Linked DNA regions of Homo sapiens: regions 2, 3, 4, 5, 6 and 7 are each linked to region 1. The links are chromatin contacts, found by Hi-C or POLR2A ChIA-PET in ENCODE. All regions are on one chromosome and are shown on one strand. The core of a region is the stretch at or near the end of the contact, and the rest is flanking DNA. Distances in the headings are between cores, read along the strand shown.

Region 1 (2,700 bases), core at 182-2,681:
TTACACAAATAGGAAAAGAAACAAGTGAGAGTGGTATAGAAGTCAAGGGTAGAGAGAATGTCAGGAAGGAAACATGATCAAATGTCGAATGCCTCAGAGGTCAAATAAAGTGAGAACTGTAAAGTGCTTCCTGACTTTGCCAGTTAGGAGGTTCTTGGTGACATCTGCCAGAAAAGTTTTGGTGGTAGCAGCCTGACAGAGGTAGCTTGAAGAGTGGGGATGGGGAAAGAGAATGTGACAAAGAATTGAGATAGTAAGGATAATTTCAATTTCAGGTCTTGGCTGTGCAAGGAAGCCGAGAGACATGAGTCTCTAAGAGGGCACGATATTGAGAGGGTTGTTATCTTTCTGTCAGCGGGGAAACCAAGAGAAAAGTTTAAAAAGGTCAAAAGGGGGAGAAGGGAAGACAGCTTCCGGGTAACAGAGAAGGTTGACCAGGTCAATAGTAAAGGATTTCCTCAAACCGAAGGGAGGACCTCTAGTGAAATGAGAAAGGAATACACAATTGACCCAGTTTGCAGGTGGGAAATGGGAAGCCAGTTCTGCAAATTGGCCTTTCTGTTCTGTGAAGTGCCATCTGTCGGTGAGGAGAGATTAGGGTCTGCAGCGTGAAAATCTGGACCATACTCTGGGTAATCAAGGGAGAGGTTATCGGCTAATGACAAATTAAAGGCTTACTTTTTAGCTGGCAACTGAATCACCATAACATTTTATGTTACCAGTTCCAAAATTTTGGGGGGAATTCACTCAAGCTTGGGAGAGGAGAGATCATAACTTTAAGAGTATAAGAGGTTTAAACGGTCCACTACGAAATAAATAGAGAAGGAAAAGTTATCAGCTGGTAAATATCGTAGAAGGTAGAGCGGTCCAGGGACTCACAGGTCTCACTAAAGAAAAGTCTAGCGTAGGTTCACGGCACGGAGAGATTTTAAGGCTGCCTAAGACTAAAGCCAAATACGAAGTCCACATCTGCGGTCCGCACCTTATCTCTCCGCGCGGCAGGCGCGACGAGGGCGAGAAACTCCCTCTCCAGTGGTCGCACCACACGACACCAGGGAAGGGGCCCCTCTCTCCAGACCCTCATATCTCCAGGTCCAGGCCCCATTTTCCTCCGCTGACAGCTCAGCAGCGTGCGCTTCCGCTGGATTCAGGCCAGGACCAGCGAAGCCGCACCTTACACCCACCGAGGAGGAAACAAGCCTGGCCACCCGAGGCTACCCCGCTAGGCCGCGGGTAGTGGGGGAGGGGGCGCTGAGGCAGGAGGTCAGCACCCGGGCGCGGGCTCCCGCCCCACGAAAAGCGCGCGCTCCAAGCCCCGCCGCCGGAGATGCGGTTCCGGTCCGGACGCCTGCGCACTACGGCTCTCCCCGCAGCCTCTGGCCCTCCTTCCCCCTCCCCCAGTCAGGGCGCACCCTTGCGCCTGCGCTGTGTGTGTTCCTGGTCTGCGGCAGCCATGCTGAACTCGTATGGAGAGGCGAGTGGGGGGGACAGAGTCCAGGACTGCGGGATAGGAAGCTGGGGATATGGACAAGCAGCAGCGTTATAGCGCTCTGGGTTTCGGGACATAGGCCTGGGCCATGCGGCCCCCTTGGCCCCTTGGCGCGACCCCCAGGAACGTTCGGAAAGCTGGTCCTCGTGGCTGGGGGAAAGGCGGGGGGTGGGGGGGAAGCGGGCACGTGACCCCGGTCAGCCAATCTGGGTGCTGCTGACGTGGCCGCGCGGCCCCGATGCTCTCCCCACCCCCCCAGCCCGTTCGGGAAGGGAGGGGCTGGGGGCTACGCCCCCTCCCCCAGCACGGCTTCGTTTTCTGGGGGGGGGTTGACACCCCGGATTACATACCCCGTACCAAGCCGAGGGCAACTTTGGAGGCCCCCTGGAAGGCTTTAGGATCCAGGTGAGAAGGGGCCCTTGTGGGGCGGAGATGTCAGTCAAGTGCTTAACCAATGGTGGGGAGTCCGGGAGGGGGATTCTTGGGGTTCAGGAAAGAATCCTGAGAGTGGGAAGATTTGTCCTTCAAACCTTTTACAGCCAATGGGAGCGTGGAGGGGGGGCGAGCGGGAGAGGGCCATGGGGGGGGAGGGGAATGGCCAGCCTCATGCCTCCGTACCCATTGGAGGGCAAAGGGGTTAGGGGGCGGTGTGGCCCCCCCTATTCCATTCGTCCCCTGGGGGTACAGCAGCCGGGAGCCAGGTGAGAAGGGATCCATCGGCGGCCGAGGGAGGGGTGACCTGGCGGTGGGCTGAGGAGTGGTGGCTGTGGCCCCTACCCGTGGATGTGAATGCTTTAGGAGTTGGCCACCCATGTTGTGAACTGAGGTTGTTCCCAGGCGCCAACTTCCTTTCTCCCCAGAGCCTCTGGAGGGAGCATTGCTGTGCGCCCTTTGTGTCCGCGGTAGGGGAGCTCCAGTCGTCACACCGCAGGCTGGAGGTTACGCTTCGAGTCGCTTACCGAATTTGTGTGCATTCACGTGGACACGGCCTGTGGGGCCTTTTGCCCCTGTAGGGTCTTTACTGAGCACGTGTCTACTCCAGGCTGGGGTGCTTACAAGCTGAAAGCTTGAGGTCTGCTTAGGAACAGAAACCAGGCCCAAGGTGGGTGCTGGCAGTAGGGGGTCTAGACAGCATGGTCTGAGATGCGAGGGAGGCTCGGGACCTGGAATGATTTCACAGCTCCCAAGGTTTCGGGTTTCTCCAGGGTGGC
Region 2 (2,700 bases), core at 201-2,700, 1.2 Mb before region 1:
TATTGACTTTGGCTGGCTGGCATGACTACCCACAGGGTATCGTGCCTTAATTTACCAGGTGACAGGCAACGCTGCCCTCTCCTGGAACCATCCAGCAGAGCCAGGGCTGTACCCCCAAATCCTGCAACAGAGGTTTCCCTCCATCTCACCTCCCTGTCCCTGCATTTCTCCTATCTCAGTAGCTCCTCTTTCCCTCTCTGGGCTTCTCTTTCCACTCCCTCCCCTTCCTGGGCTTGGTAAACTAGTCCCTAATCTCTTCACACCCCAGATTGGAAGGTGGGTCCCTCCCTGACACTCCCCAGAGCTGTCACCAACCTCCTCCAAGTTTCTATAGCTCCATTGCTCAACAGATTTGCCAGGGGTAACCATTAACCCAGCCCTTAACTCTGTTCCCCCACCTTTCTTGCTGGAGGGGATTTTCCAATTACTGGTTAGCACAGCTAGGTCATCTCACCCCCACCATCTTTCCTAACTTCTTGGGTTGGGGGGCTGGGGAGGAATCTCCCCATCTCAGGGTACTAGGAACAAAGCTGGGGAGGATGGTGCATTTAAAGGGATTATATATATATATATATATATTTTTTTTCTTTCTCCCTCATAACCCCACCCCCGCAACACACACACACACACACACACACACACACACACACACAGACGCACAAATAAGCTTTATGGAGCAGTGACTTCATTATGTTCACCGCTTTGAGTCCAACCCCTGGCCCAAAATAGGCACTAAATAGTTGCCGAATGCATGAATGATAGATACCTCTCTGTCTTCAGGGGTGTGTAGAAGTGCGAAGGGGTATGGGCATGTCCCAGTAGGGGTGTGAGTGTTCTGATCAGAACTACTTCTCTCTGCCAGAATTTGATGTAATTCGAATGCTTCCACCTCTGCTTGAAGGGTTTAAATAATAAATTAGGCCCTGTCGTGCCATTATGGGGGTGGTCATACCCTGTACCCAGGAAACAGGCACGGTAGGGCTGAGACAGAAGTCCTGCTTGTTTCCGCTTATTTATTTGAAACACCGCTCATTTAGGTCTTACTTTGTTTGCCAGGCACTGTTCTAAGCTCTGTATAAATATTAACTCAGAGGGTACAAATATTAACTTAAGAGTTGTTGCAGGAAAAAAAATAAGCGCCTCTGGCTCTTTAAGTTTGGCCTCCCCCTCAAAACCCCCGCAACGGTCCCAAACCCCTTCCAGGGACTGGGACTACGGACCCTGGTCCGACCTTCTCGCGGGCTTCCCACTGCGCCAATCAAATCCCAGAAACAGTGAGTGCTAGAGGCCCGGCTGCTAAGCAACGGCAGAGGGCGGGAAGTTTGAACGTTCTGGACCCGCCCCGAAGGCAAATAGGCCAATCAGCGTCCAGACTCTTCAGCTACGGCAGTCCGCTTCTCCTCCTCGCCCTGTCGGATCTCTAGGCTGGATCCGGGCCTCTCCAATCAACAGCGGTTAGGAGGGCGGGGCGCGTGCGCGCGCACCTCGCTCACGCGCCGGCGCGCTCCTTTTGCAGGCTCGTGGCGGTCGGTCAGCGGGGCGTTCTCCCACCTGTAGCGACTCAGGTTACTGAAAAGGCGGGAAAACGCTGCGATGGCGGCAGCTGGGGGAGGAGGAAGATAAGCGCGTGAGGCTGGGGTCCTGGCGCGTGGTTGGCAGAGGCAGAGACATAAGACGTGCACGACTCGCCCCACAGGGCCCTCAGACCCCTTCCTTCCAAAGGGTAACCTCCGCGTGACAGGAATGAGGGTGGGGCGCGTGGAGTTTCCCACAATCTGTACTTTAGTTAAATACCCGAGAATTCACCTCCTGTGTCCACAGCTCTCCACGCCCCTCAGCCCTGCCCCGCAGCCCTGTAGCAGAAGTACTTAGTGCTTTGCATTCTGCGCGCCACCCTACCCCGGCCTCCTCTGTGAATCGTTGCTTCCGAACCGCCCTCACTTTTTGCATCCGCAGAGCCTCCAAGCTCATGGCCTCCTTAGGAGCGAACCCAAGGAGGACACCGCAGGGACCGAGACCTGGGGCGGCCTCCTCCGGCTTCCCCAGCCCGGCCCCAGTGCCGGGCCCCAGGGAGGCCGAGGAGGAGGAAGTCGAGGAGGAGGAGGAGCTGGCCGAGGTCTCTGAGGGGAGTAGAAACTTGAATGGAGAGTTGATGGGAAGTTAGAATAAAAGAGGGTTGGGAGCCGGGCGCGGTGGCTCACACCTGTAATCTTAGCACTTTGGGAGACTGAGGCGGGCGGATCACCTGAGCTCAGGAGTTGGAGACCAGCCTGGGCAACATGGCGAAACCCCGTCTCTACTAAAAATATAAAAATTAGCCGAGCGTGGTGGCACGTGCCTGTTATCCCAGCTACTGGGAAGGCTGAGGCAGGAGAATCACTGTAACTCGGGAGGCGGAGGTTGCAATGAGCTGAGATTGCTCCACTGCACTTCAGCCTGGGCGACAGAGCAAGACTCCGTCTCAAAGAAAGAAAGAAAAAAAAAACAGGGTTGGGAAGAGCTGGGCAAGTCTCTTACCTCCTGAGTGGCTGTTTCACATTCACTAAATGGGGGTGATGATGCCTATCTCAGAGATTTGAGAAAATGATTAAATTATATAAGACATGGTAAACCCTACACTTATGAGTGATTCTAATAGTGATTTCCTTTCTTCCTTGCTGGACAGATCCATCTGTGTGTGCTGTGGAATTCAGGATACTT
Region 3 (2,700 bases), core at 60-2,559, 1.3 Mb before region 1:
TCTTGCTCTGTCACCCAGGCTGGAGTGCAACCTCCGCCTCCCTGGTTCAAGGAATTCTCTGCCTCAGCTTCCCGAGTAGTTGGGATTACAGGCGCCCGCCACCACGTAGGGCAAATTTTTGTATTTTTAGTAGAAATGGGGTTTCATCATGTTGGCCAGGCTGGTCTTGAACTCCTGATCTCGTGATCCACCTGCCTAGGCCTCCCAAAGTGCTGGGATTACAGGCGTGAGCCACCGCGCCAGGCCTTATTTCTCTACTTCTATAATATCCTGTGCATTATCTCCAGCGCCTTCAAATCATAGTCATTGAATGATCTGTTGAATGGGTATAACTCTGATGGGAGCAGAGAGTTCTAGAATCGGGTAGTAAGAGACAAAGGAGGGTAACAGTACTGCATTTCACAAAATGAAACCCATTGTTAAGAAATTACAAATTCCCAATAATTTCAAATATAAAAATTTATTCATGAAAATTATAGGTTATAAAATTAAATGTCCGTCTTAGTCGATGGTTGCCCATATTTTGATGAACGAGTCATTCCTAGCCTATCTTTGTTCAAATGATTTGCATACATTATGCAAATAGGTAGAACTGCCCGAAGAATGCCTACGCTGCGTGGTGCGGACGAAACGCTTCCCGGGGCCTTTGGATTGGTCTGTCTAGCCACCTCATTTGCATGACGTAATATAATAACTGGAAGGCCCCGCCCCTCTGGTGCATTTCCCCGCTCCAACCACCTCCTCAAACTCACGGCAAAGGGATGCGAGAGCTGGAACTCTTACCAGGCCTGCGGAAACTCAGCCCTCCGGCAGCTAATCCCGCCCGCCAGCCCCCGTCCTCTCTCTCTTTCTCCCTAGCTGAAGGCGCCACGGGCCGTGTGTCGTTGCCTTCCACTTTTGGCGTCCCAACGTCTCTCCGCTCCCATCTTTCTACTAACGTCCGACGCACGCTCCGCCTCTTTCTCCCACATTCGTCGTGTAAATTCTGCGTCCCAACCGCCCAGCCGACCTGCACCGCATTCCCGCCCCCTCAACACGGCTCAACGGCCGACGCTGGGGGCCCGCCTCCTTAGCCAATCGGGGTCCTAGTGCCCTTAAGTCCCTCCTCTTTATGCAAATAACCTCCGCATGCTCCGCGCGCCCGGCCCTTTTTTTTTTTTTTTTAAACTAAAGACAGCCCTGGAAGTAGAGGGTTAGGGTAGAAAGTGCCCCGCCCTTTATGCAAATTAAGGGGCGTGTCTAGGCGCGGAGGGAGGTGGGAGGTGGGAGGGGGTGCTCCCGGGGGCGGCGGTTGCCCGGATGGGCCGTTAGTCGGGGCTCAGCCGCGGAGTGAGCGAGGGAGACGGGAGGAGCCGAACCCGGCGCCATCCGCCGCCATCCTCCCCCGCCCCACCGCCATCCCGTCCCGGGGAGCCCCTAGGCCCGGGTCCCGGATCCCCGCGCACCCGGCCAGGTGAGTCTGGGTGAACCGTGCGCTGACGCCCTTTTCCGGCGCGGGAGAGGTGGTGGCGGTGGCGGTGGCGGCGGCGGCGGCGGTGGTGGGCCGGGGGGAGGAGAAGCTGCCATTAGCCGCCGCCATTTTGTCCTCCTGCTGCCGGGCCTGCTTGCCCCTCCCCCTCCGGTACCTCTACTCCGGGACCCGCACCTCCGGCAGTTCATTCAGGATCCGTAGTCTGCCCCTAACCACCCACCGTCTTGGCTTCAGGGGGTGACCCCTGCGCCTGGGTCCGTAACTCCCTACCCTCCGCTGCGCTCCTGGCTTTTCACCCCCATTTGTGGGCCCCCTCCCCGGCTGCCGCCCCGTGGTGGTGGGCCGCGCCCGACGGTTCTCTCGGAAGGGCGCTTTTCCTCCATATTGGACCCCCTCCTATCATCCAGCGCTGTGTTCCCCCCTCTGGACGCCCCTCTTCGTGTCGAGCCACTCCCACTCTAGAATCCTGCTTTTATCCCAGCATCTTTGCTTTCTATGTTGCTCAGTCGCCCTATGTCTGCTTTTTCATTTTTCCTGTTCCTCGTCTCCTTTCTCCCCCAACCCCGTTTTTCTTCTTGGGCCTCTGCCCCCTTACTTCGTTGTCTACATCCTTTTTTTTTTTGCCATTCCTGTTTCCATATATTTTCCACCTGCTTTCGTATTCATTATTTTCTGTTAGTTTTGGTCTATTCGCTACATGACTCTTGTATTCGTTTTCCCTTCATATATTTATCTTCACAGATTGGCCTCCTCAAACACCTACGAAGCAACATCCATCTTATCTCTAGCTTGTCATAAAGTTCTTTCTCCCCAATTTTAGCTTTCATTCTGGGCCTGTCTGGATTTCCCTGCTTTCTTCCCCACTATTTCTCATCTCTTTACACTGTTCCCGTCCATAAACGAATGCCTGGTCACTCTGGAATGGACTGAGAGACCTGTCGTCCGGCTTGCTTAGGGAGCTGGAGGTATCGAGTAAAGAAACACTGGTGATGGACATTTTTAATGAGGATAGGAAAACGAAGATGGCTCTGGCCTTGGCCCTCTGTTTTCTGGCCCATGGTTACAGGGTGCTAAGGTGGCTCCATAATGCTTTTTCTCAGTTCTTCATATGGTAAAACAGTATTTCATCTGGAGGCGATTTTTTCCAGGAGCCAATACAGGAGCAAGTTTAGGAAAAGATGGGATATTTCAAATACTTGAGGTTCCTATAGCCTGGGAGTATGTACAGC
Region 4 (2,700 bases), core at 117-2,616, 1.8 Mb before region 1:
CTGCCCGAGCCAGCAGTGGCAACCCAGTCGGGTTCTCTTCCACACTGCTAAAGCTTTGTTCTTTTGCTCTGCAATAAATCTTGCTACTGCTCACTCTTTGGGTCCATAGTGCTTTTATGAGCTGTAACACTCACTGTGAAGGTCTACAGCTTCACTCCTGAAGCCAGCAAGACCAAAAGCCCACCGGGAGAAACAAACAACTCCAGACGTGCCGCCTTAAGAGCTATAACACTGACCGCAAAGCTCTGTAGCTTCACTCCTGAGCCAGCGAGACCACGAACCCACCAGAAGGAAAAAACTCCGGACACGTCCGAACATCAGAAGGAACAAACTCCAGACGCGCCACCTTAAGAGCTGTAACACTCACCGCGAGGGTCCACAGTTTCATTCTTGAAGTCAGTGAGATCAAGAACCCACCAATTCCGGACACAAAACTTGCTTAATTACAGAAAATATGAAAAGTATATAAAAGCAGGGTCTCACTCTGTCGTCCAGGCTGGAGTGCAGTGGTGTGATCACGGCTCACTGCGACCTCAAACTCCTGGTCTCACACGATCCTCCTGCCTCGCCTCCGAAAACTCTAGTTTTACAGATATGAACCATAGCGCTAGCTCTTACTGTCTTTCTTCAACACGTCCTCCCATCCTTCCCTCCTTTCTCCACTCTGCATTTGACCCCGGTGTATTCCAGCCTCCAGGCCAACACACGTGACCACGTCTGCCTGGGGCAGTTGAAGTAAAGGACGCGAGGCGGCGCTGTCACCGCATTCTGTGAACCGCAGCGCTCTGGGTCCCTCCCGCTGGTCTAGTATCATTTCAGTGAACGTCACTCTACATTTTTTGTGTGTGTGTGAGATGGAGTCTCTGTCGCCCAGGCTGGAGTGCAGTGGCGCGATCTCGGCTCCCTGCAAGCTCCGCCTCCCGCGTTCAAGCCATTTTTCTGCCTCAGCCTCCGAGTAGCTGGGACTACAGGCGCCTACGACCACACCCGGCTAATTTTTGTATTTCTAGTAGAGAAGGGGCTTCACCATGTTGGCCAAGCTGGTCTCGAACTCCTGACCTCAAGTGATCCGCCCGCCATGGTCTCCCAAAGTGCCGGGATTACAGACGTGAGCCACCGCGCTCGGCTGTCACTGCAGACTTTGATGGGGGCCACACTCGGGGTATAAATTAGGATCCTCACTGAAAGGGCGGGACCATGGAGGCTTTTTCTTGGCCCCTTAGTTGTGGGTTTTCCTCTGGGCGGCGAAGCCAGTTTCCATCAGAACTGCCCAGAGGCGGGCGCTGCCTTCCTGGGGTGACGCAGCAGCAGGAAGAGTTTCCGGATCCTGGAATCCGTGGGCGGCCCGTGGGAGGGGCTGAGGCTCATTTCTCTACTCACCTGTCTCCGAATCCGTCGTGGTGTTTCAAGCGAGTCAAGATTCCAGATCGCGCCCCAGGCTGGACTCGGAATTACTGCCCCGCGGGTCTGCATTTTCACAGCGGCAGGTGTGAGTTCCCCGCCGCTGGAGACCAGAAGCCTGAAGGCAGCTCCGCCCACCCCAGCCCACAGCGCCGTTATTCCGTTTCTATATCAGTAAACACTTGTCATTTTCCGTAGACCAGGGCGGGGTGACGGGTGATCCCAGTCCTCGCAGTGAACTCTGGGGCGCAGAATTCAAAACGCTTGCGGTCGCCGAGCGCAGCCCCGCCCTGGGTTATGTAAGTGACAGCGCTGGGCCGTTTCTCTTTTTTTTCCGGACCCCGCAGTGGCGCCTAAAGTCTGCAAGGAGGAGGTCGCCTCTGTGCTGTGGGTCCAGGAATCTAAGGCGAGTGCTGAGGGAGAAAATGTAGTTGATGGGGCAGAGCAGAAGGGGCTGTAGGTGGGTTGGAGGGGGAGGGGAACGGGCAGCCAGGCCTGGACCCTGGGGAGTGACTCACCCGGAGCCGAAGACCATCTCAGCTTTCCCTAGCCCAGAAAGGGTGGGACTGGCTTTATTTCTGCCTGCCATCACCTCAAAATGCCGTGGGACAAATCTTACATATTATTATTGTTATTTATTTATGTATTTTATTTTTTTTGAGACAGTCTTGGTCTGTCACCCAGACTGGAGTGCAGTGGCGCCATCTGGGCTCACTGCAACCCCCACCCCCCCGGGTTCAAGCAATTCTTCCTGCCTCAGCCTCCCAAGTAGCTGCGATTACAGGCACCCCCCACCACGCCCGGCTGATTTTTATATTTTTAGTAGAGACGGGGTTTTGCCATGTTGTCCAGGCTAGTCTCGAACTCCTGACCTTAGGTGATCCACCCGCCTCGGCCTCCCAAAGTGCTGGGATTACAGGTGTAAGCCACCGCGCCTGGCCGGGAAATATCTCTTACAGAAATAAAGGCAGTTGGCTGGGTGTGGTGGCTCACCTGTAATCCTAGCACTTTGGGAGGGTGAGGCAGGCAGATGGTTTGAGCCTAGGAGTTTAAGACCAGCCTGGGCAAAATGGTGAAACCCCTTCTCCACCAGAAATACAAAAAATTAGCCGGGTGAGGTGGCTCATGCCTGTAGTCCCAGCTACTCCGGAAGCTGAGGTGGGAGGATCACCTGAGCCTGGGGAGGTCGCGGCTGCAGTGAGCCATGATTAACCCACAACTGCACTCCGCCTGGGTGACAGAGTGAGGCCCTGTGTCAAAAAATAAGAAAGAAAGAAGAGAGAGAGAGAGGAAGGGAGG
Region 5 (2,700 bases), core at 183-2,682, 1.3 Mb before region 1:
CAAAGGGATCAATAAAAATAAAATCTGAGGCCAGGTGCGGTGGCTCATGCCTGTAATACCAGCACTTTGGGAGGCCGAGGAGGGCACATCACCTGAGGTAAGGAGTTCGAGACCAGCCTGACCAACATGGTGAAACCCCGTCTCTACTAAAAATACAAAAATCAGCTGGGTATAGTGGCACACGCCTATAATCCCAGCTACTCAGGAGGCTGAGATAGGAAAATCGCTTGAACCCAAGAGGTGGAAGTTTCAGTGAGTCGAGATCGCGCCACTGCACTCCAGCCTGGAAGACAGGGCGTGACTCCATCTCAAAAAAAAGAAAAAAAAAGAAAATCTGGTGACCAGAAAATCAAGCTCATCTCTCAGGCTAAGGGGCCTAAACGAGGAAAAGCTAAAGGTGTCTTCCAGAACTAGTGAGGTGTCTCACCTGGGCCCCCACAATAAAGGTACGAGTTTGAGAGTCCAAGGTCTTCACCAACACCTCCAAGCTGTCAGGCTCCTCCACAGCGGTACTGGTACTATCATTAGGCTCCATGGCCGACAGGTCTCTAAAGAAGAACGAAGGAAGGAAGGCCCGCTGTTGCCCAGACCAGAGTGTACCCGAAAGACTCCCTAGCATTAATCCCTGCCCCAATACCTAAAAAGTTTCTCCTGCACACACACACATTCACACCTGTCCCCATCCCCCTTCTGATTCCGGGGCACAGGGAGAGAAACACAAAGGGCAGGAGATCGACGGCTTAGGGAGCTGGAGGACGAGAGGTGGGAGGGGCTCCACGACGCCAATCACAATAAGCAGGGAGCCAGTCAGATTAGGAAGGAAGCACGAGACCAGAGACTAGTGTCATCACCGGTCACGGCAGGACAAGCGCCCCAGAGGTCGGAAAATCCTGGGACAACGCGAAAGCGGTGGTCGCCCCACACTCTGCGGAGAAAGTGGTTTCGCGCACGCGCGCCACGCCCATCGAACCCTCCTAACTCACTATAGACCCGAAACGGCACTCACGGGGCGACAGACCTGCTAGCTGACTGCCCGCGTCTACTGCCTTCCCACGGTGTTCCAGCAGAACGGCACAACTAACCCACAGCCAAACACACACACACACACACACACACACACACACACACACACCCACCACCCCGCGGCTCCGCCCCCGACTTCCCCACGGACCGTCACTTCCGGTCTCCCCCAAACCTGCCACCGACGGCCACTTCCGTTTCCCCGATAGTATTTGGGGATCTCGAAGCGATACTTCCGGCTCCCCCCAGGTCCCCAAGCTTTACTTTTGTGGGGCACGACGAGAAAGTCCGCAGCCCCAAACAGTGAGTTTCTGAGGGCGAGTCGGGCCGGGGCCGGCCTAGGTGGGAGGGAGCCGAGCACCCCGAGGAGCCGCCACCGCTGTCGCCCGGGGGACCGTACTACGCCTGCGTGCGTCGCACTACGGATGCGTGGACACTTAAGCATCGCCCCACCCCCTCCCCCCTCTGGCGGCGTTCACGTCTGTGCGCGCGCTTGAGCGCTAGAAGATTGAGGTGGCTACCGTAAATGCCTGAAAAACAGTCACCAGCTGGGACTCTACCACTGCCTCGAGAGGGGCTATGGACGGTCGTATGGACCTTGGACTTTGGAGATGGGGGATTATGCCACATTCATCTATGTTTAAATCTTGGCAGGCTGATAATTTCAGGCGGCACTGTCCTAGCCAGCTAAAACTCTTCTCCACCCTATTGCCCTCGCTGCGCCCTTTCTTCTGTGCCTCCGGAAGTTACTCTTTCAGTAGGCGTTTGGGGGCGGCACTGGTCAATTTTGTTCTCGGTTGCTTGGTTGGGCTAGATTTCGGTTCTGCCGGGTGGGCGTTTTAAGGGCTGTGGGCGTCACATTCGTCGGTGTGTGGCCAAGGGGACATGACACGTTTTAGGAAAAGTAAACGTGCTACTAAGTTGCACGACTTGTCAAGAAAAGAGGCGCTTCCGAGTTTGAGAATTGGGAGCAAATGGAGTCCGAGTGGACAGAAAGACAAGACCCTGACCGTGGGGAATTTAAAGGCCGGCCAGCGTGCTTCCGAAGGCCGGGGGTGGAGGCATTACCGCCTCTCCGTGCCCTCTTCTCTTAACCTGCCCTGGGCCAAGGGCCTCGGCCCCGCGAAACTGCGAGTCCTCCAGAAAGACACATCGCTGTTGGGGTGTCCAACCTTTCTGGGATTCGTAGTTTATACCCAGGTCCTGGTTATATTTTAGTTAAGAGTTCTAATAAGCAGCTGTTTAATGAGCACTTGTGCCAGCCCATATACTACGGGTTTTGTGTATTATTTTAAAAAGCCTTTTAACGAGCTTTTAACATTTTTTAAGTGAGTACACTTAGACGAACATAAGTGTCAGAATTGACAAATCCAGGCCTACAGGACTCCAGATCGAGCACTTGTACTTTACTGCCCCAATAAAAAGCTGTTAACATTTTAGCTTATTTTTTTGAGAGAGGGTCTCGCTTTGTCGCCCAGGCTGGAGTGCAGTGGCGCAATCACAACTCACTGTAGCCTCTGCCTCCCGAGCCCAACCGATCTTCCCACCTCAGCCTCCCTAGTAGGGACCACAGATGCACACCACCACACCTGGCTAATTTTATTTTTATAGAGATGGGGTCTTGCTATGTTGCCCAGCCTGGTCTTGCAGACTTGGCCTCCCAAAGTGCTGGGATTATAG
Region 6 (2,700 bases), core at 101-2,600, 1.4 Mb before region 1:
GAAATAGAATAGATAATAAAAGGTAAAATACGACTAATAACTTAGTAAAGTGGAAAATGGAGATGACAAGTAGAGTCCTGAAAAGTCCTCAAAGGAAGACTCCGCTTTCCCTATTATAATCCCACCGTTATGGATGCCTAACTCAGCAGCCATCAGTCAAGGGTGATAGATGAGGGTCATCACTGCGCAAAGCGCTCACCTTTCGAAAAGAAAACATCATATGGCCGCCGTCCACCTCCCATAGCTCTCAGCCTCCCACTTCTCAGTATCCTCCCTTCCGCTGTTTAAGCAAGCCTTGTGTAATTAGCATGGGGGGGAGGGGCGGTGCAAGACAAATGGCTCGGCCACAAAAAAACAAAATTCATGTCTCCACCCTACAATAAGAAAGCTAATAGGTGACAGAGAAAGGCAATCCCCGCCCAGGCTTTAACAGGATCTTTACCAAGTGGTCTCACATCACTGTTACGCTACGAAGGTGAGACTCCTTTTGGAGAAACATACAATGACACCAATCGTATCGTAAACACTTGGAAGGCACTCCAAATTAAGTTGGGCAAGTCAAGGTGAGAAAAATCCAACTGGGCCCAGAAACCAGCTCCTCCTCCCAGTCCCACCGAGGGCCGAGAAAGAGCTCAAGAAAGGACAAGGAAGGTGAGAAGAGCCCCGCCCTCCGCAAATACCAAGACCAAGGGACGCCGAGCGCCGCCTCTCATTGATGCTGAGGCCTCCAATATGAGAAGAACCCATTGGAAGAAGGGAGCAAAACGAACACAATGGCGCCGAGGACACCATCTTGGATTGGGTCCCCCCTTAGCTTCCCTTCCTTCCCCCAGGAGCTCTTTGCTCTCGAAAGGGATGCAAGCTAAGGAAATAGCGAACCAACTAGGCCCCAGCGACCAGACCATCGCCTGTGAAAAGGGTATCAGGAACCCATGTGACGGGATGGGTGCGGAGAAGCGCAGATGGAAACGGATTGTAGCGAAGGCCAAAGCTTACCTAAACAGGGAGAGCGCGTATGGCGGCAGCAACAGCGACGAAGGAGGGAAATCTGCCTTCACTTCCGGTTGCAGGCTTCCCTCTACTCCAGCCTCCCGCCTTCTTGGCTGCAAGAGCGCAGGCGCAAGGGACCGGAAACAGGGCCTTCCGCGGTTATACAGATCCGTGCGCTCCAGGCTTGCCTTTGGAAAATGCCTGTCTGAAATTTGTTTTAAAACCGTTTCTAACTTCACTGCTACCGCCAGTAACAAAAGATATAAAGGAAACTAACGTCTCCCCCCCACTGTTATCTTTATTCTCTTATCCTACTCCTCTCCATGCCCCTCATCTCTTCGTTTAGGTTTTTGCCACGCAGGTCTTCTCTGTAGGCACCCCTCCATGGATGCGCGAGGAACGAGTGTGGCGAAGGCTGCGAGTTCCCACGGGGTCCTTGGCCCGGTAGTGAAGGTGACCTGAGGACTGCTGGGCACGCACTAGGAACCGGCAGGCCCTAGCTGAGGGGAGGGAGGAGGGAAGTCTCAGGGAACTGGATTGCTCGGGGGTGTTTCCCGACTCTTTCCCAGTCGTGGGGCTGGTGGGCGGTATTTTCCCAAAAGGATGCTGTCCGAGGTAGCTGATGCCCTAGGGCCAGTGAGTCAGGAAGGTGTTCTGAATCCGAGCGGGAAGACGGGGTCTGGATTCGGCCCCAAGTGTTAATAGTAGGGCTTGAGGGTTATACTACATTCCATTAATACTGTTTTTGTTTTTGTTTTGAGACAGAGTCTCGCCCTGTCGCCCAGGCGGGAGTGCAATGTCCTGATCTCGGCTCACTGCAACCGCTGCTTCCCGGGTTCAAGCGATTCTCCTGCCTCAGCCTCCCGAGTAGCTAGGATTACAGGCGCCCGCCACCACGCCCAGCAAATTTTTGTTTTTTTAGTAGAGACGGGGCTTCACCCATGTATGACCTCAGGTGATCCACCCACTTCGGCCTCCCAGAGTGCTGGGATTACAGGCGTGAGCCACCGCGCCCGGCCCATTAATACTGTTAATTCGAGCAGAATGTTCTTGGCCCCGCCCCAACAGCCCCATTGTTCAACCTGGATTTTTTTCCTGAATGAAACATTTGCTATCCCCGTCTTTGAGATGGGGAGCTACAAAAGTAAGACCTGATGTCCTGCTGTGTAATAAAACAACAAACGTTTGGCCCTCTCCCTGTTAACATACTTAATCATTTAATACTAAGGAGTAGGTACCGTTATTCTCATCTTATTGACAGAAGCGAAGCAAAGCAACATATCTCAAGCAGTACGGCTGGTGAGGTTACAGCCAGGATGCAAACATCTCTCATTCTCTATTGTATTCTGCCTCCCTGCTCAAAGAATCTGGTTAGTAAATACACTGCAGGTTACCTTATTGGTTCAAATTCTTGGTGAAGTAAGCTTGTCTTCAGTGACAAATGAAGTAACTAATTCAAGAATGGTGTCATAGAAGGTATTTTCCCAAGTATCATTTAATTTATTCAAAAGTATTTATCAACTGCCTCCCTTGTGCCACATGTTGTCCTAGGATCTGGGGACACAACGGTGAACAGCCCTGTTCTCACAGTGTTTACATTACAGGAAAGAAAACACATAAACACAAATATAATGTCAAGTATCGATAAGTGGTCAGGGTGCAGTGGCTCAGGCCTGTAACCCAACCCTTGAGGAAGCCGAGCCCGAAGGA
Region 7 (2,700 bases), core at 74-2,573, 1.4 Mb before region 1:
ACATACAGATGGAAAAATTCATCAGCTGTACACTTAAGAGGTGTCCACCTCATACCTAAGTTACATATCAATAAAAAGGAAAAAAATTTTGGAAACTTTTTTTTTTTTTTTTTGAGACAGAGTCTTGCTCTGTCCCCCAGGCTGGAATACAGTGGTGCGATCTTGACTCACTGCAGCCTCCGCCTCCCAGGTTCAAATAATTCTCCAGCCTCAGCCTCCCGAGTAGCTGGGACTGCAGATGCGCACCAGCACGCCTGGCTAATTTTTGTATTTATTATAGAGATGGGGTTTCACCATGTTGGCCAGCTGGTCTCAAACTCCTGACCTCAAGTAATCCGCCCACCTCAGACTCCCAAAGTGCCAGGATTACAGGTGTGAGCCACTGCACCAGGCCTGGAACAATTTTAAAATAATGTATTGGCTCTGCAAATGCAGCTTCAGAACAAGTCCCTTAGCTGTCCCCACCCCACCCTAAGTCACCACCCTTAAGCCTCACCCATGTGGAATTCTGAAACTTCCTTTGTAGAAAACTTTGGAAGGTGTCTGCCACATTGATCCTGGAATGTGTGTTTATTTGGGGTTATATAAATCTGTTCTGTGGAAGCCACCTGAAGTCAGGAAGAGATGGAGGGCATCCTTCAGGAGTGAGATGAGACCTCATCATACTTGACTGTCCAGCATCATCTCTGAGTAAGGGGACCAAAAAATTTATCTTCCAAACTAGGACACTTTCAAGAGTGGAAGGGGGATCCATTAATATTTTCACCTGGACAAGAGGCAAACACCAGAATGTCCCCGATGAAGGGGATATATAATGGACCTTCTTGATGTGAAACCTGCCAGATGGGCTGGAAAGTCCGTATACTGGGACAAGTATGATTTGAGTTGTTTGGGACAAGGACAGGGGTACAAGAGAAGGAAATGGGCAAAGAGAGAAGCCTGTACTCAGCCAAGGGTGCAGAGATGTTATATATGATTGCTCTTCAGGGAACCGGGCCTCCAGCTCACACCCCAGCTGCTCAACCACCTCCTCTCTGAATTGACTGTCCCTTCTTTGGAACTCTAGGCCTGACCCCACTCCCTGGCCCTCCCAGCCCACGATTCCCCTGACCCGACTCCCTTTCCCAGAACTCAGTCGCCTGAACCCCCAGCCTGTGGTTCTCTCCTAGGCCTCAGCCTTTCCTGCCTTTGACTGAAACAGCAGTATCTTCTAAGCCCTGGGGGCTTCCCCGGGCCCCAGCCCCGACCTAGAACCCGCCCGCTGCCTGCCACGCTGCCACTGCCGCTTCCTCTATAAAGGGACCTGAGCGTCCGGGCCCAGGGGCTCCGCACAGCAGGTGAGGCTCTCCTGCCCCATCTCCTTGGGCTGCCCGTGCTTCGTGCTTTGGACTACCGCCCAGCAGTGTCCTGCCCTCTGCCTGGGCCTCGGTCCCTCCTGCACCTGCTGCCTGGATCCCCGGCCTGCCTGGGCCTGGGCCTTGGTGGGTTTGGTTTTGGTTTCCTTCTCTGTCTCTGACTCTCCATCTGTCAGTCTCATTGTCTCTGTCACACATTCTCTGTTTCTGCCATGATTCCTCTCTGTTCCCTTCCTGTCTCTCTCTGTCTCCCTCTGCTCACCTTGGGGTTTCTCTGACTGCATCTTGTCCCCTTCTCTGTCGATCTCTCTCTCGGGGGTCGGGGGGTGCTCTCTCCCAGGGCGGGAGGTCTGTCTTCCGCCGCGTGCCCCGCCCCGCTCACTGTCTCTCTCTCTCTCTCTCTTTCTCTGCAGGTTCTCCCCATGACACCACCTGAACGTCTCTTCCTCCCAAGGGTGTGTGGCACCACCCTACACCTCCTCCTTCTGGGGCTGCTGCTGGTTCTGCTGCCTGGGGCCCAGGTGAGGCAGCAGGAGAATGGGGGCTGCTGGGGTGGCTCAGCCAAACCTTGAGCCCTAGAGCCCCCCTCAACTCTGTTCTCCCCTAGGGGCTCCCTGGTGTTGGCCTCACACCTTCAGCTGCCCAGACTGCCCGTCAGCACCCCAAGATGCATCTTGCCCACAGCACCCTCAAACCTGCTGCTCACCTCATTGGTAAACATCCACCTGACCTCCCAGACATGTCCCCACCAGCTCTCCTCCTACCCCTGCCTCAGGAACCCAAGCATCCACCCCTCTCCCCCAACTTCCCCCACGCTAAAAAAAACAGAGGGAGCCCACTCCTATGCCTCCCCCTGCCATCCCCCAGGAACTCAGTTGTTCAGTGCCCACTTCCTCAGGGATTGAGACCTCTGATCCAGACCCCTGATCTCCCACCCCCATCCCCTATGGCTCTTCCTAGGAGACCCCAGCAAGCAGAACTCACTGCTCTGGAGAGCAAACACGGACCGTGCCTTCCTCCAGGATGGTTTCTCCTTGAGCAACAATTCTCTCCTGGTCCCCACCAGTGGCATCTACTTCGTCTACTCCCAGGTGGTCTTCTCTGGGAAAGCCTACTCTCCCAAGGCCACCTCCTCCCCACTCTACCTGGCCCATGAGGTCCAGCTCTTCTCCTCCCAGTACCCCTTCCATGTGCCTCTCCTCAGCTCCCAGAAGATGGTGTATCCAGGGCTGCAGGAACCCTGGCTGCACTCGATGTACCACGGGGCTGCGTTCCAGCTCACCCAGGGAGACCAGCTATCCACCCACACAGATGGCATCCCCCACCTAGTCCTCAGCCCTAGTAC

Evidence for each region. Hi-C counts contacts between places; a loop is a spot of excess contacts on that map. ChIA-PET counts read pairs that join two places held with the same protein, here RNA polymerase II (POLR2A). Pooled maps may share reads with other maps.
Region 2: a loop to region 1 is called in a map of naive thymus-derived CD4-positive, alpha-beta T cell, with 10 times the contacts of the local background. The contact joins the promoter of MSH5-SAPCD1 here to the promoter of BRD2 in region 1. A Hi-C loop is called at or near these places in 2 of 168 maps with a recorded cell type or tissue (both naive thymus-derived CD4-positive, alpha-beta T cell), 5 of 37 single-sample maps with no recorded cell type and 17 of 50 pooled maps. POLR2A ChIA-PET finds 5 or more read pairs at or near these places in 7 of 52 experiments (AG04450, BJ, Caco-2 and 4 more).
Region 3: a map of prostate gland shows a loop between it and region 1 (9-fold over the local background). The contact joins the promoter of PRRC2A here to the promoter of BRD2 in region 1. A Hi-C loop is called at or near these places in 2 of 168 maps with a recorded cell type or tissue (ascending aorta and prostate gland), 1 of 37 single-sample maps with no recorded cell type and 15 of 50 pooled maps. POLR2A ChIA-PET finds 5 or more read pairs at or near these places in 2 of 52 experiments (CD4-positive, alpha-beta T cell and MCF 10A).
Region 4: a pooled map shows a loop between it and region 1 (7-fold over the local background). The contact joins the promoter of HCG27 here to the promoter of BRD2 in region 1. A Hi-C loop is called at or near these places in 7 of 50 pooled maps. POLR2A ChIA-PET finds 5 or more read pairs at or near these places in 3 of 52 experiments (HepG2, activated CD4-positive, alpha-beta T cell and naive thymus-derived CD4-positive, alpha-beta T cell).
Region 5: a pooled map shows a loop between it and region 1 (9-fold over the local background). The contact joins the promoter of BAG6 here to the promoter of BRD2 in region 1. A Hi-C loop is called at or near these places in 3 of 168 maps with a recorded cell type or tissue (HL-60/S4, gastrocnemius medialis and right cardiac atrium), 1 of 37 single-sample maps with no recorded cell type and 22 of 50 pooled maps. POLR2A ChIA-PET finds 5 or more read pairs at or near these places in 8 of 52 experiments (CD4-positive, alpha-beta T cell, CD4-positive, alpha-beta memory T cell, HEK293T and 5 more).
Region 6: a map of ascending aorta shows a loop between it and region 1 (6-fold over the local background). The contact joins the promoter of DDX39B-AS1 here to the promoter of BRD2 in region 1. A Hi-C loop is called at or near these places in 2 of 168 maps with a recorded cell type or tissue (ascending aorta and chondrocyte) and 13 of 50 pooled maps. POLR2A ChIA-PET finds 5 or more read pairs at or near these places in 14 of 52 experiments (CD4-positive, alpha-beta memory T cell, HEK293, MCF 10A and 10 more).
Region 7: a loop to region 1 is called in a pooled map, with 8 times the contacts of the local background. The contact joins the promoter of LTA here to the promoter of BRD2 in region 1. A Hi-C loop is called at or near these places in 6 of 50 pooled maps. POLR2A ChIA-PET finds 5 or more read pairs at or near these places in 9 of 52 experiments (CD4-positive, alpha-beta T cell, CD8-positive, alpha-beta T cell, HCT116 and 6 more).

The regions. Positions count from the first base shown.
Region 1 is chr6:32,967,163-32,969,862 of GRCh38, forward strand. It overlaps BRD2 (bromodomain containing 2), which reads left to right and starts at 1,432. Exons shown (of 13, transcript NM_005104.4): 1 at 1,432-1,894. It overlaps LOC124901302 (a long non-coding RNA gene), which reads right to left and starts at 1,359. Exons shown (of 3, transcript NR_190904.1): 1 at 983-1,359. RefSeq lists enhancers at 509-1,048, 2,347-2,700, 2,665-2,700.
Region 2 is chr6:31,738,498-31,741,197 of GRCh38, forward strand. MSH5-SAPCD1 (MSH5-SAPCD1 readthrough (NMD candidate)) reads left to right here and starts at 1,451. Exons shown (of 29, transcript NR_037846.1): 1 at 1,451-1,565; 2 at 1,957-2,116; 3 at 2,666-2,700. MSH5 (mutS homolog 5) reads left to right here and starts at 1,508. Exons shown (of 25, transcript NM_172166.4): 1 at 1,508-1,565; 2 at 1,957-2,116; 3 at 2,666-2,700. The coding sequence starts at 1,970. RefSeq lists enhancers at 950-1,580, 1,581-2,212 and a silencer at 1,992-2,210.
Region 3 is chr6:31,619,406-31,622,105 of GRCh38, forward strand. It overlaps PRRC2A (proline rich coiled-coil 2A), which reads left to right and starts at 1,310. Exons shown (of 31, transcript NM_004638.4): 1 at 1,310-1,453.
Region 4 is chr6:31,196,394-31,199,093 of GRCh38, forward strand. HCG27 (HLA complex group 27) reads left to right here and starts at 1,367. Exons shown (of 2, transcript NR_026791.1): 1 at 1,367-1,489. RefSeq lists enhancers at 1-92, 2,230-2,700.
Region 5 is chr6:31,651,229-31,653,928 of GRCh38, forward strand. BAG6 (BAG cochaperone 6) reads right to left here and starts at 1,433. Exons shown (of 26, transcript NM_001387994.1): 1 at 1,196-1,433; 2 at 428-548. The coding sequence starts at 535. It also overlaps a transcript of APOM not described here. RefSeq lists enhancers at 302-881, 882-1,461, 1,462-2,041.
Region 6 is chr6:31,540,954-31,543,653 of GRCh38, forward strand. DDX39B-AS1 (DDX39B antisense RNA 1) reads left to right here and starts at 1,351. Exons shown (of 2, transcript NR_133675.1): 1 at 1,351-1,443; 2 at 1,756-2,185. DDX39B (DExD-box helicase 39B) reads right to left here and starts at 1,050. Exons shown (of 11, transcript NM_004640.7): 1 at 997-1,050. ATP6V1G2-DDX39B (ATP6V1G2-DDX39B readthrough (NMD candidate)) reads right to left here. Exons shown (of 13, transcript NR_037853.1): 3 at 997-1,195. SNORD84 (small nucleolar RNA, C/D box 84) reads right to left here and starts at 225; the gene lies at 148-225. RefSeq lists enhancers at 480-1,679, 557-1,478 and a silencer at 792-1,707.
Region 7 is chr6:31,570,966-31,573,665 of GRCh38, forward strand. LTA (lymphotoxin alpha) reads left to right here and starts at 1,324. Exons shown (of 4, transcript NM_000595.4): 1 at 1,324-1,481; 2 at 1,769-1,876; 3 at 1,963-2,068; 4 at 2,316-2,700. The coding sequence starts at 1,778. LOC100287329 (a long non-coding RNA gene) reads right to left here and starts at 1,738. Exons shown (of 2, transcript NR_149045.1): 1 at 1,618-1,738.